4 separate regions of the Homo sapiens genome follow, and all the other regions are linked to region 1. A link is a contact called in ENCODE Hi-C data. All regions are on one chromosome and are shown on one strand. Each heading gives the region's core, a stretch centred on a gene start or an enhancer-like site at or near the end of the contact. The rest is flanking DNA. Distances are from core to core; before and after follow the strand shown. Region 1 holds the start of RNPC3-DT (RNPC3 divergent transcript). Region 2 holds the start of SLC35A3 (solute carrier family 35 member A3). Region 3 holds the start of DBT (dihydrolipoamide branched chain transacylase E2). Region 4 holds the start of RTCA (RNA 3'-terminal phosphate cyclase).

What was found. A loop is a pair of places that touch in the nucleus more often than their neighbours do. Pooled maps may share reads with other maps.
Region 2: a pooled map shows a loop between it and region 1 (15-fold over the local background). The contact joins the promoter of SLC35A3 here to the promoter of RNPC3-DT in region 1. A Hi-C loop is called at or near these places in 6 of 50 pooled maps.
Region 3: a map of CD4-positive, alpha-beta T cell shows a loop between it and region 1 (6-fold over the local background). The contact joins the promoter of DBT here to the promoter of RNPC3-DT in region 1. A Hi-C loop is called at or near these places in 3 of 168 maps with a recorded cell type or tissue (CD4-positive, alpha-beta T cell, CD8-positive, alpha-beta T cell and naive thymus-derived CD4-positive, alpha-beta T cell) and 9 of 50 pooled maps.
Region 4: a map of B cell shows a loop between it and region 1 (15-fold over the local background). The contact joins the promoter of RTCA here to the promoter of RNPC3-DT in region 1. A Hi-C loop is called at or near these places in 3 of 168 maps with a recorded cell type or tissue (B cell, CD4-positive, alpha-beta T cell and CD8-positive, alpha-beta T cell) and 9 of 50 pooled maps.

What each region holds. Positions count from the first base shown.
Region 1 is chr1:103,523,994-103,527,284 of GRCh38, forward strand. It overlaps RNPC3-DT (RNPC3 divergent transcript), which reads right to left and starts at 1,515. Exons shown (of 4, transcript NR_168321.1): 1 at 1,403-1,515. RNPC3 (RNA binding region (RNP1, RRM) containing 3) reads left to right here and starts at 1,706. Exons shown (of 15, transcript NM_017619.4): 1 at 1,706-2,269. The coding sequence starts at 2,078. RefSeq lists a silencer at 1,498-1,597 and an enhancer at 1,918-2,157.
Region 2 is chr1:99,968,281-99,971,571 of GRCh38, forward strand. It overlaps SLC35A3 (solute carrier family 35 member A3), which reads left to right and starts at 1,716. Exons shown (of 8, transcript NM_012243.3): 1 at 1,716-1,882. The region is part of intron 1 of LOC124904230 (a long non-coding RNA gene); the gene reads right to left. RefSeq lists enhancers at 1,196-1,245, 1,306-1,355, 2,076-2,165 and a silencer at 1,756-1,955.
Region 3 is chr1:100,248,373-100,251,663 of GRCh38, forward strand. DBT (dihydrolipoamide branched chain transacylase E2) reads right to left here and starts at 1,462. Exons shown (of 11, transcript NM_001918.5): 1 at 1,398-1,462. The coding sequence starts at 1,448. RefSeq lists enhancers at 631-1,190, 1,191-1,750, 1,352-1,471 and a silencer at 1,582-1,681.
Region 4 is chr1:100,264,612-100,267,902 of GRCh38, forward strand. RTCA (RNA 3'-terminal phosphate cyclase) reads left to right here and starts at 1,605. Exons shown (of 11, transcript NM_003729.4): 1 at 1,605-1,809; 2 at 1,913-2,013. The coding sequence starts at 1,765. It overlaps RTCA-AS1 (RTCA antisense RNA 1), which reads right to left and starts at 1,563. Exons shown (of 3, transcript NR_110435.1): 1 at 1,393-1,563; 2 at 1,218-1,306; 3 at 131-636. RefSeq lists enhancers at 1,296-1,845, 1,414-1,773.

The DNA.
Region 1 (3,291 bases), core at 265-2,764:
GCCTCAACTTCTCAACATCTGCATGTCCCATGACTCCATTATGGGCACAATTCTATCTATACCCTTTGTCATTCTTCAGATATAAATACCATATAGGTTGATGCCATACCTCGTGGTAACCTTTCCCAAGAATGCCAAACACACACATTCAACTTCCTACTTGAAACAGGGATACTGAATAGATACCTTAAACTTAATATATGTTCCTCTATTCCCAATGTCCCACTACAGTTTCTAACCTAGCTATACTTGGTCAATCTTCTCACATTCAGTAAATGGCATCATCATCTACAGATGGATAATATCTAGCTTAAGCCAAAAATCCAGAATTTATCCTTGCTTACTATTCTTCATCTGCAAGTTCCTATCAACTACTTCTAAAACGTATCTCAATTCCAGTTCCTTCTCTACATGTCCACTTTCACCAAACTATTATGGTAGTGTTTTTCTCCAGACTTCTACAGTAGTCCAACTGGTCTTTCTGCTTCTGTTTTTTGCATTGCAACCGGAGAAATTTTCATACCTAAACTTTGATTCTCTCCCCTCAACACACACCTACTTAAAGAATTTGTCAGTTTCTAAATGTTCCTCAAATAAAAAGGGCTCCTAACAAATCTACAGCGTCTACGTGGTCTGGCTCTACCTATCTGATATTTTGGTGGGTGTGTGGGGAAGGTTCTTCTCATGTTTGTCTTCTAGTTTTCATTAATATCTGTCTCTCTCCTTTTCCCCAACCAATGCGGGATGACAGCAGATTGCTGGTATACTGCTTACTGCTGTATCTCTAACATTTATTTAAGTGGCAAAAAGAACTGTAAGAGGAACTCTGGTTCTCCAGACTGTAGCAGCTACATCTAGCATAAAACCTCTCTTTAGAATCCTCAAGGCCCTCTCTGTATGGGGTGAGGGGTACATTCCTGACCCTCCGGGGATGATCCCTGCCTCACTCCATTCAGAATCTAGGCAGAACAGTGGATTAGAATGTAGACCCCCAGTCAGAACACCAAGGGTCAAAACTTAGTTCTTCCACTTTCTAGCTGTGTGATTTAACCTCTTTGTACATCAGTGTCCTCAGCTGTAAAATAGGGAGAAAAGTACCTACACCTACACACACACACACATACACACACACACACACACACACCCCTACACACACACACATACACACACATGCAATAATTTATTTATTAGGTTACCTCTCCCTAGAGGCTGCCATTTCTGCGAAATGAACCCTGGCAGGGGCCTATCCGTCTGCTAAATGCCTACTGATTCAAGAAAAAAGTCTGAACTCTCAACGTTTTGCCCCTTAAACTGAGTTCTCCTCCCTACAATGGTGTCTAATGAGTTGACAGAATAACTGGCTAGCTTTATATTTTACCATCTAAATACTGTAAGAACATACCCGGTATTTCCACACCCAAGTTCTCCTCCTTGCTATTCAGGCCAATTCACTTTCCCAAGGCCAGGGATTAAGAGCCGCACGGTCAGCTCCAGATAGCGCTCGCCGCCGTGCGCCCCGCCCCGCCGTGCGCCCCGCCCCGCCGTGCGCCCCGCCCCGCCGTGCGCCCCGCCCCGCCGTGCGCCCCGCCCCGCCGTGCGCCCCGCCCCGCCGTGCGCCCCGCCCCGCCGTGCGCCCCGCCCCGCCGTGCGCCCCGCCCCGCCGTGCGCCCCGCCCCGCCCTGTGACGGTCCCAGCCCGCACATGCGCAGTCGTGAGTCCTCTTGTCCTTGAGCGTCAACCTTCTTTCCCTGAAGTGGCTGGGGTTCCTGTTTCCTTCTTTGATTGACAACTTGTGTTAACCCTCGCACATCTCTGGGCCAATTTTTGCTTGTAAGTCTTTCCGGAGACCCCTGGAATTTAAATCATTAGCACCGCGCCCTTCCCCGAAGAGTCTTCGAAGGGTTGCCGCTTTTCGGTGGCGCAGTTCTCGCGAGAAGGTGACTTTCTTTCTCGGTATTTCCTGGTTTCCAGAATCCTTAGCGCGAGGCGGAAAAAATATTTCTCCCAGCTTGTGTTGATGCCGCGATTTTGACTGAGACTTCTTCCCACGATTTCTGTTTTTGCTTCTCCAAGGAAAATGGCAGCTCCCGAGCAGCCGCTTGCGATATCAAGGGGATGCACGAGCTCCTCCTCGCTTTCCCCGCCTCGGGGCGACCGAACCCTTCTGGTCAGGCACCTGCCGGCTGAGCTTACTGCTGAGGAGAAAGAGGACTTGCTGAAGTACTTCGGGGCTCAGTCTGTGCGGGTCCTGTCAGATAAGGGGCGACTGGTAAGGGCGCGCCCCTCCGGAGTCTCCCGGGAAGGCATTTGGGAAGTGACCGGGGAGGGGGAGCGCTGACAAGAGTAAAATGGAAACGAGTGGGGAAGATGGACTTGTGTGATGAGAGCTCCCCCATCCTACCTCTTTTTTATCAAAATATCTGCTCTGCGAAGTGGAGTTTTAATCGGCTCGAGTCTGGATTAGTCATAGCACTGCAGAAAAGGGCAAGTGAGAACGACAAAGCAGAAGAATGGAAATTAGCTTAGTTATATTGAGTTTTCGGATCCATCCTGAGAGCCTCACAACTTTTTTGAATTTGGGGTTATTTCTCCTGGACTCAAGAGTATTCTTACAAATGTGCATCAAGGGATTTTTTAAAGTCCTACTTCATTTATAAGCCAATGTTAAATCGTTCATTAAAATAGAGGAGAAGCTACATTGGTGACTTGCGTAAATTAAATGCAGAATTTCAACTAGAAAAAGAGGCTTTTCATAAAAATTTCCCGATGACATCTTTTAGGGAACAATTTTTTAGGGCTGTTAAGAGTACCTGTGTAGGAATTTACACAATTACTTTGTTTTGCTTTATATCCAAAGATATTTTAGATTTCTCTTCATTAAAATAGGAATAGCGATGGTGCAAGACTCAGTGGTTTTAAAGTTTCCCTAGGTGATTTTAATGTTAATGTGCAGCCCAAGTTGAGAGTTACTGAATTAGAAGAAAGACCAATTTTGATCAGTTTAAATGTCACTTATGCCTGCAAATTAAAAAAAAAAAATTATATATGGCTCAATTTAAGTACATCAGGTCATCGTGTATCAGATTAGACAAAATTAGAATGTGCGATATAATTATTAAAGTAACTTTTAATAAGCATTGACCAGAGCTCTTCCTTAGCATAGTGATTCTTTTACTGTTGATTTGTGTTTCTTTTCTGATGGTTTTTAAAATCCGTATAATTTATGTTTAAAAATAGACTTCTCCCATTGAACATTATTACAAAGATAAAGCACAAAGGAAATATGCACCT
Region 2 (3,291 bases), core at 466-2,965, 3.6 Mb before region 1:
ACACATAACATTTATTAATTAAGTTTGCCTTTCTATATGAGTGCAGTACATGGCACCTGTATTAGTCCATTTTCATGGTGCTGATAAAGACATACCCGAGACTGGGAAGAAAAAGAAGTTTAATTGGACCTACAGTTCCACATGGCGGGGGAGGCCTCAGAATCATGGCGGGAGGTGAAAGGTACTTGCTTACATGGCTGCAGCAAGAGAAAAATGAGGAAGAAGCAAAATCAGAAACCCCAGATAAACCCATCGGATTTCATGAGACTTATTCACTATCATGAGAATAGCACAGGAAAGACTGGCCCCCATGATTCAATTATCTCCCCCTAGGTCTCTCCCTCAACACGTGGGAATTCTGGGAGATACAGTTCAAGTTGAGATTTGGGTGGGGACACAGCCAAACCATATCAGCACCCCAAAACAATTACCATAGTAACATCAAAGATCATTGATCACAAAGCACTATACCAGATATAATAATGATGAACAAATTTAAATATTGCAAAAATTATTGAATATTATGTGACACAGAGACACAAAGTGAGCACATGCTGTTGGAAAAATGGCACCAATAGATGTGCTTGAGGCAAGGTTGCCACAAACCTTCAATTTGTAAAAAAAAAAAACAAAAAAACAAAAGCAATGTCTGTGAAGAGCAATAAAGCAAATCACAATAAAACGAGGCATGCTGTTATCATCATCTAACAGGCACATTTTGGTTTCAAAAAAAACTGGGCATGTATTAAGATCTAATATGTATTTTACCATCCAGGAATTTTCTCAAGACTGTATTGCAGAAAATTTTAAAACCAGTTATTCTACTCTAATACAGTTACTTATTTTTCTTCAATATCACTTTTTTTCTAAGTATGTCTCTCTTGGACATGGTTTTAATCATTTGCAATATAAAGAGACATAGGCTTAATTTATAGCAGCCCTGAGTTAACAAAAAGAGATAATCCTATTCGCTTATTTGATAATCCAGCTGAACCTGAAGTACTGATTTCAGCCTGTTCATCACCTGAATGGGCTGCCGTGGTTAGAGGGTTTCCAACACAGCTACTGGAACACTTTTAAAAGGTAATGCTGTGATCCATGCAGCCAGGAAGGGGTTGGTCCCTCATAACTCTGCAATCCTCTGGGCCCAGTTTTCTTTTTCCTCTCCCGGTTGATGACACTAGGCCCATTGGTGGTACGGCTTTGGGTTTCCTTCAGTCTCAAGATCTCAGTCAGGGTGGGTGAAGTGGAAGAACAAGCCTTCTTGCAGACCACTGGTTGGTTGGCAGCCTTTGCCATAGCTAATCTGGTTGTTTTCAGGTCAGTGACAGTCACTTTTAGGAGAGGGTTCGTTTGCTTTCAAAATCCATCTCCCCGTTCCTCTCAGGGTTCTTTGCCCCAAAGGACTTTGCCCTTCCTTACGCAGTGGACACCTTGGCACCCTCTGCAAACAGACAGTCCCGCAGAGGCCCTCGACGAGTGTCACTCCATCTGTTTCGCGCTCCTAGGAGAGGTGTAGCAGAAAGCAGTGCCCCAGGCCTCCACGCGACGGTGAAGCAGGAACCAGGGGCTGCCAGCAGAGCAGCCCAGGTGCGTCGCCTTAGGGACAGAGCTGCCAAGTGCCGAGCTGGGGCTGCCAGAGCCGAGCCGGGAACGGCATTTGCCAGAGCCGAGGCGGAAGCCGGAGCATTTGGGGGACGGGACCGCGGGAACCCGGAAACGCCTGGGCTGCACCGAGCTGGCGGTGGCTACGGCGACGGGAGCCGGCGGCGCTGCGGGTCAGCGGTCGCGTAGGACCCAGCGGACTCGGCAGCCTGGGGCGCCCGGCGGAGCTGAACCGCGGCCCCCGGTGGTGGGCTCAGCCGGTCGAGCTGCGCGGGAGGTGAGTCCTCAGCGCACCTGGGGAGGGGCGGGAACCAGGAGGCTAGCGGCTGCGGGGCGGCCCGGGAAGCTCCTGGAGGAGGAGGAAGAGGAGGCATGCGAGGGGGCTGATGTGAAGTCTGTAGGGGTGAAGGGGACGGTATCGAAGACCTGAAATACAGTGCTAGCTAAGTAGGGGTGGGAGCAGATGAGGTGACACGTTGTAACTCCGACGGACGACGTGCGGAATGTACTGGGTGGAGGAGGAAAAAAGGCCCGAGGAGAGGGGTGTGTCAAGCGAATGAAGACGGCAGTGTGTGCCTCAGCGCCTGGTGCGTGCGGAGCTAGTGACGGGTGGGCCCGGCTGGGGCCCGTCATTCCTTCAGTGAACATCCCATGAGCTCTCGCTCGGTGTTGAGCCCTGTGGTAGGCACAGATGCACCCGACCAGCACCTGGAGCTCAAGAAGCCGCAGGAACTTAAAGAAATGGAAAGGCTGCCCTTGGTAAGGCTAGTAAGAACACAAGGACTGTTTGAAGTGGGGTGAGATTCTCATCAGAACAGGTGTGTGGGTGCATTGCTTTATAGTAAAAGACGATCTTTTATTATGTTCTCTTAAATGCAGTATTTGAAAATTAAGTCTTTTCGTTTTTGAAATCAACATTCGACTTTAGTAGTTAAAGATGAAATTTGGTGCAGTTTCTTACTTGGTGTTCTTATTCACTTTCACTGGTAAACTCAGGGTGTTTCAAGGGAATGACTTGTAAACTTATATTTCTGAGGCTAACTTTCCTCCCAACTGTTGATTCTATCTCTTCAGCATCTCAAATTTAGTTCTCCCCTTTTTCATTCCCACTACCTGTCTGCTAAATATGCTCGTCTTTCCTCTTCTTACTTGCACTATAGCAATAACTTCCAAACTGGACTTGTCCTCAGCCTGGCACCCTTCCAGTCACTTGCCTCCATATTACTTTTAAAGCCAAAGATCTTATGACTTTCTTTTTTTGGTTATTCCTTCCTCAGAAATACGCAGTGACTCTCGATCGGCTTCAGAATAAAATGTAAATTATTTAGGGAGGCATTTAATAAATTTTATATTATTTAGGGAGGCTTCAGATTTTTCCTTCAGAATTTGAGTCTGACGGTGGCTCCAGTAAAATCAATATGATTCTTTTTTTTTTTTTTTAGACGGAGTCTCGCTCTGTCGCCCAGGCTGGAGTGCAGTGGCGCAATCTCAGCTCACTGCAAGCTCCGCCTCCCGGGTTCATGCCGTTCTCCTGCCTCAGCCTCCTGAGTAGCTGGGACTACAGGCGCCCGCCGCCACGCCCGGCTAATTTTTTTGTATTTTTAATAGAGACGGGGTTTCACCATGTTAGCCAGGATGGTCTCGATCTCCTGACCTCGTGATCCACCCACCTCGGCCTCTCAAAGT
Region 3 (3,291 bases), core at 212-2,711, 3.3 Mb before region 1:
ATTTATTGGTTGGGTTTTTAATTGCAGCTGGAAAACATCACGTACATATGAAACTGGAGATTTCCAGGACAGTAGGATATATGGGTTTGGAGTAGACCTGGTTGGAAGACTGGGGAACTTTAGGACTCATCAGCATAGATGGTAACTAAAGCCAAAGAGTGGATGGGATAACCCAGAAAGTGGGAAAAGTGCAGAGGGCCAAAGTCAGAGCCCTTTAGAAAAAGCAATATTTAAAAGGCGGGAAGGGAAACAGGATATTGGGATGAAGTGGCCAAAGATGAAGAAAGAATAATATTGGGAAACTGGTGTCACAGAAAACAAGAATGGAAAGCTCTAGAAAGAAGAGAGACCAATATGTGTTAAGTGTTGCTGAGAAGAGCTCTCTTCTCCTGGTTATCTCTTACTTATCCTTCTTACATCTCAAGTCATACAGTATCCTCTGGGAACTCCTCTGACCCCCAAGTCCACCATAGGTGTCCACTCCTGTGTGTTCCTGTAGTTCTAGGCACTTGTCCCATCACAGTACCTCTCATGCTGGGTTGTAATTTCTATCTGTCTCCCTCTCCTTTGTCCTCCACCACAAGGTTGTAATCTCTTGAGAAGGAAGATATGATGTCTATTTCATATTTGTATCTCCAGTGCCTAACACAGCACTGGTACATAGCAGGCTCTTGAAAGTTTTTGTAAGATCGGGGTCACCAAGGCAGGAGCATCTAGGGAAAGGGAGAAGAGGCAGGAAGAAGAAACACTAAGCAAATAGGGGTAACAAGTATCATTACCGGTATGTGTCAGTGCTTGGTGCTAAGACTGGGAGAAAGAGAAGGAAGTGCAGGGGAGATGGTGATGGGTCACAGCCTTGGTGACAAAAGGGTAGGAATGATATGTGGTGCGGACATAGAAGTACAAGGCAAAAGAGTGACGCCGAGCTGCTCAGTTCTTCGGAAGCAGGGACCCCTGCTGATATTCTATAACTTGAACGGCCTCTTCCTCTACACACTGTAGATTCCTTGAGGGTAGGGGTCGTGTTACCAGTGTTTGGCATACTGTGGGTACGCAATAAATGCTAAACGAATATATCTCTGGATCCACAGCGCCTATCACAATGCCTGGGCACCTGGAAGGCGCTCAATAAAACGCTAGCTGGGCCTCGGGGTACAGATGGAGCAGGACGGCTGAGTCGCTGCAGAAGCGCTTCCAGGTAAGGGGAGGGAGTGGGTTTCCACTCCAGACTGGTCGACTCGCTCCGTTCTCTGCCCTTTATTTTGCATGCATCCCTTCACCTCTCCATCACGCGTGCCCTGGACGCCTGGCACCGGAGGAGAAAGTAAAACACCACTCCTGGATGACTCCGGACAAATCACTCCTTCCCGGCCTCAGATCTGCCCAAACGTGCTTACCAGCTTCCCCGCATTCCTGCTCCAGGTTCTCAGCATACGGACTGCAGCCATCTTACCCCGGAAATGACAACAGTGCCGCAAACTGGAGAGACTCTCCTCGGCGCGGCCTATCAGGAGATGGGAAACGCGCCTCCCCCTGGGCGACCAATAGGGAGGGAAGAAACGAGCCTCCCACCCAACAGCCAACCAAGGAGTAGGGCGGAGCCTGAGCTAAACCCTAGGATCTGGGACCCAGCGGGGAGTGAAAAGAGCCTGGGGGACGGAGGCGGGGCAGAGGGCAGCCCAAATTTAACACTGCTGTGTAAATACAGATGCACCAAAGATAATCTTTTTAGTGTATGTGATGGGGAAAATAGAGAGTGTTAAGGAAACACAAAGAAAGGTACTTACCTCAAGAAAGTTATGTTGCAGTAGGACCTGAGCGATGAGTTGGAAAACATTTCCCCGTCTTCATCTTGTAGTGTAGCCGCCCCAAATACAGAAAATAGAATATTTCTATACGTTGTAGCAAGGCTCTGGACAACTAGTTGTTTCACAAGTCCATACAGCAGTACTTCCCAATGACTGCCTTTTTTACTCCCATTTATGTTTTTGATTACCAAAATTGGCTAATCAATTTTTTTCATGAAAGATGAACATTACCTAATGTCTAAAATAAACATGTTATCATCTTTCTTTTTACAGACTGCTATCAGATGCAGCTAACTAGCATATGCAATACATGTCACAGACACATGATCTTGATTTAGTTGTCTCTTAAAGAAATGTCAAATTCAGGTCAAGTGGAACTGGTAAAGAACAGATCAGAGCTTTCTTTTAAAAGGCAATCTTCCTCAGAGCAACTAGGAAACCAATTCCTGGAAATGTCCAGGATGACATTAGTCTGTTATTGCTTCTTACGTGGGAATGAAAATCTGCACAGATGTCTAAGGAATTACAGAGAAAAAAAACTGGAACAAATACATTTTAAATGCTCAACATTGAAGATTAGTGGTTATGAAACAAAATCTCAGGTATTTCACAACTTCATTGTTTAATATGACCCAAACACTTTTCCCCCTCATTTGCCATTTTATGTATTACACATCTACACACAAAAAATCAATGCAAACAATAAATCTTATTATCTTTTTTGTTTGTTTGTTTGTTTGGTAGAGATAGGGTCTCTTGGGCCAGGCGTGGTGGCTCCTGCCCATAATTCCAGCACTTTGGGAGGCTGAGGCAGGCAAATGGCTTGAGCTCAGAAGTTCAAGATGGGATCTCTCTATGTTGCCCAGGCTGGTCTCAAAGTCCTGGTCTCAAACTGCGATCTTCCCATTTCAGCCTCCCAAAGTCCTAGGATTACAGGCATGAGCCACTGGGTCCGGCCTAAATAGCTATCTTTCTCAGAAAATCTAGAGTAGTCAAAAGAATTTCAAGTTTTTACATTTCCTTAAAAATGTTTATAGACATTATTAATATATTTGATAATCCCACAAGCATGTGTTTGTATAAAAAGCAGTGGCAGTTGTACCTTTGAAGTGAATCATCTCCCTTCCAAGCTGCTGCTATACAACTTTCTTTGTCCTAATTTCGTTTTTAACTGTACCTGCTCCTCAGAAGATAACTAGTTTATTTTCCTTTACCGTCTTCTTATGTCAATGGATTCTTGCTTCTATATTCAGTATAATATGTGTCCTTATCTTTCATTCCAGCATCTGGAAAGAAATACACCATCTATTCCCTAGTTAATTCTTTTATTCGAGTTTGAAAGAAACAAAGACCCCATTTCTTCTCTTTTTTTAGATTTAAAAATGGCCAGTTATGACCCACCAATTCCACTCCTGGATAGCTACATAAGAGAAATGACAACAGTGTTCACACAAAGACTTGAATAGGAATAATCATAACAGCA
Region 4 (3,291 bases), core at 355-2,854, 3.3 Mb before region 1:
GCATGTGATCTTTGTACTTTTGTACCTACTCCCTGTTCTTACACCCCCTCCCCTTTTGAAACCCTTAATAAAAACTTGCTGGTCTGAGACTCAGGCGGGCATCATGGTCCTACCGATATGTGATGTCACCCCCGGTGGCTCAGCTGTAAAATTCCTCTCTTTATACTGTCTCTCTTTATTTCTCAGCTGGCCAACACTTATGGAAAATAGAAAGAACCTACGTTGAAATATTGGGGGCGGGTTCCCCCAATAAAGATGTCAGATAGGGGTACAGCTTTTTTATATTCCATCCCTACCATCATTGCCTTACTTCAACTTCTGATTATTTCTTGCTGGATAATTGTATCATTGGCATTTCTCCCTTCAGGCTCTTAAGCCTCTTATTCACCCTTCTCCTACTGCCAAAGCCTTCATTTTAAAATGCAAGTATCATTACTTCTCTGATTAATATCTTACGGCAAATTCCAGATTTGGTTAAGTACATAGTCTGTGTGTTCCCTAAAACATTCTCTGTCGCAAAGCAGCAGAGCGTTGGGATTACCAGACAGTGGTGTTCACATCAGACCACCCAGGTTCACATCTCAGTCTTCTAGTTAAAATTGTGTGACCTTGTAGCAAATTGTTTAACACAGGAAGCTGTAAAACAGTAAAAACAGTAAGTACTTTATCATGTTATGAATGCATGCAGTGCACAACACCTAAGTGCTCAATAAGTGTTGCCTGTTATTGTTACAGTATATTATTAATATATTGTAATTGTCCCCATAATAAACTCTAAATACAGTACATGTTAATTATTATTGAGGATGACATTGTAATTGATTACGTCTCAGTCTCTCCATTATACCTCCAATAACTTCGGGGGTAGAAGCTGAATTACTCTTTTTTGCTTCCCTAGAGGTTTACATATTATTTGGTACTCAATTATGTAGGAACTGAGCCACAGGCAGAACCAAGAAGCTGGCTATTGCTTCTGCCCTCGCCTGAGGTGAATTGTTAGCTGCACTGTTCCTGGGAGTCAAGAGCTTGCACTCACTCTCAAGCAAAATGGCATAACTTTGGCTTTTCAGAATATTAAACTAGTGATTCTGCCTTTCCCGCCTCTCAAATAAATGGTGTGTCACCCTAGAAAGAAAGATAACACACTCCGCATACACAAACACGCACACCGCAAGGAACCAAAGGCCAAGAGTATCAATGTACCAGGGCGCACACACTTCGAGAGACAGGTTCGGTGCATCGCAGGATCCCAATCTTTCTTGCATCTTCAGCTCTAAAAGTCGGCACCTCGGGGTATGCCAGGATCCTCGAGAAAACAGATATAAACACATATTTACCCACAAAACAGAGATAAAGCACAAGCCTGCGGGATAACTGGAGGAGTTATCTTACAGTTGAGACTTTCTGCAACCTGCAGATTTTGCCGTGCCCAGGGCACAAGTTTTTCAGGGCTCCTGGGCACCCCCGCGACCGTCATCTCACTTCCCCGGCAGCTTCCTCGCCCCGACCGCAGTGTTCCCAGCGCGGCTCCTTTAAGCCGAGCTACGCGCATGCGCACTGACTGCGGAACTGGGCGAACCCGGGGGTTCGTTTCTGCTGACTCCAGTGTCCCGAGAGGCGCCGCTTCTTCCGCTTTCTCGTCAGGCTCCTGCGCCCCAGGCATGAACCAAGGTTTCTGAACTACTGGGCGGGAGCCAACGTCTCTTCTTTCTCCCGCTCTGGCGGAGGCTTTGTCGCTGCGGGCTGGGCCCCAGGGTGTCCCCCATGGCGGGGCCGCGGGTGGAGGTCGATGGCAGCATCATGGAAGGGGTGAGTACAGAGCGAAGCGGCCGGGGCTGCAGCCTAACTAAGGAGGGGAGCTCTCACCACCGGTGTGCTTACTTCTCTTCTCCCTGTACCCCAACCTTTGCAGGGCGGCCAGATCCTGAGAGTCTCTACGGCCTTGAGCTGTCTCCTAGGCCTCCCCTTGCGGGTGCAGAAGATCCGAGCCGGCCGGAGCACGCCAGGCCTGAGGTAAATCTGGCTGGAGGGGGAGTTGGGCCGTGAAGCTGGGGGATCGGGGGGTCGGGCTGCCGGGCTGGGGCATCGGGAGTCCGAGTGGTGGAACCCAGAAGGTCCCAGACGCAGGTATGGGCGATCCAGGGCGGGGCACTCTGCCTGGGCGGTGGCCTGGGTTGTAAAGTCTTGAAAGCCTGGAGGGGTGAGTTTAGAAATGGTCTCGAGTTTTCTCTGTTTGACTAAATAGTGTCATTTGCTGAAGAGCTAGCTTTTAAAATGTTTTCTCACCTCACCGGGCATTCCAAATATCCGAACAGCACGTATGAGCTGGCAAGATAGATAGGGCAGAAATGCTTGTGACGCCAGAGGAAACCCTGTTTTATAACCAGTGCATTCTGGTTCTGCTGTCAGTTTTAGAATCATAAAACAGGAAAGAATCCTGAGATGTGTTATCCCAGCCTTCATTCATACCTCCAGAGAGCTGTTATGACCAGAATTATCTGTTGTGGAGAGGGAAACACCTTGACATTTGACCTTATTTCTTCTGTCTGGGTAGCTGGGCATGCCACTAGTTGAGCTTCAGGTACATGCACCTGCTAGAAGAGGACCCAGGTTTGAAGCCACACTGATTGCTTTGTATGTATTCTGTATTTATTACATTTTAATAAATCAGCGGTCTCAGTCTTTTGTCTACAGTTTTGAAATTACCAAAAGGCAATTACTGATATGTTAATGTTAATTGCCTTTGTCATAGTTTGCAGCCCTCCAGTTCACCAACAGGGGAATCCAATTCATTAGGCTGTAGGTGTTGTATTAGTTTGCTAGGGCTGCCATAACAAAATGCCACACACAGAGTGGAGCTTAAACAACAGAAATTTATTTCCTCACAGTTCTGGAGGCTGGAAGTCCAAGATCAAGGTCCTGACAAGGTTGGTTTCCTCTGAGAGCCATGAGAAAAGGATCTGCTCCAGGCCTGTCTTTTTGCCTCTTCACATGGTGGTTCCTCTGTGTACCTTGCCCCTAGCGTCTCTGTATGTTCTAGTTTTTTTTTTTTTTATAAGGACACCAGTAAGATTGTATGGTGGCCTTATTTTAACTTAATTATCTCTTTAAAGGCTCTATCTCCAAATATAGTCACATTCTGAGATACGGAGGGTTACAGTCTCAGCATATTAATTTAGGGGGAACATAGTTCAGCCCATACAGGCACCATAGATTGTTCAGTCAAGTGCAAGCGAGACTGGTGGCACTGAAATAACTATTAGTTTTCTTCTTTAGCACACTTCTAATTTG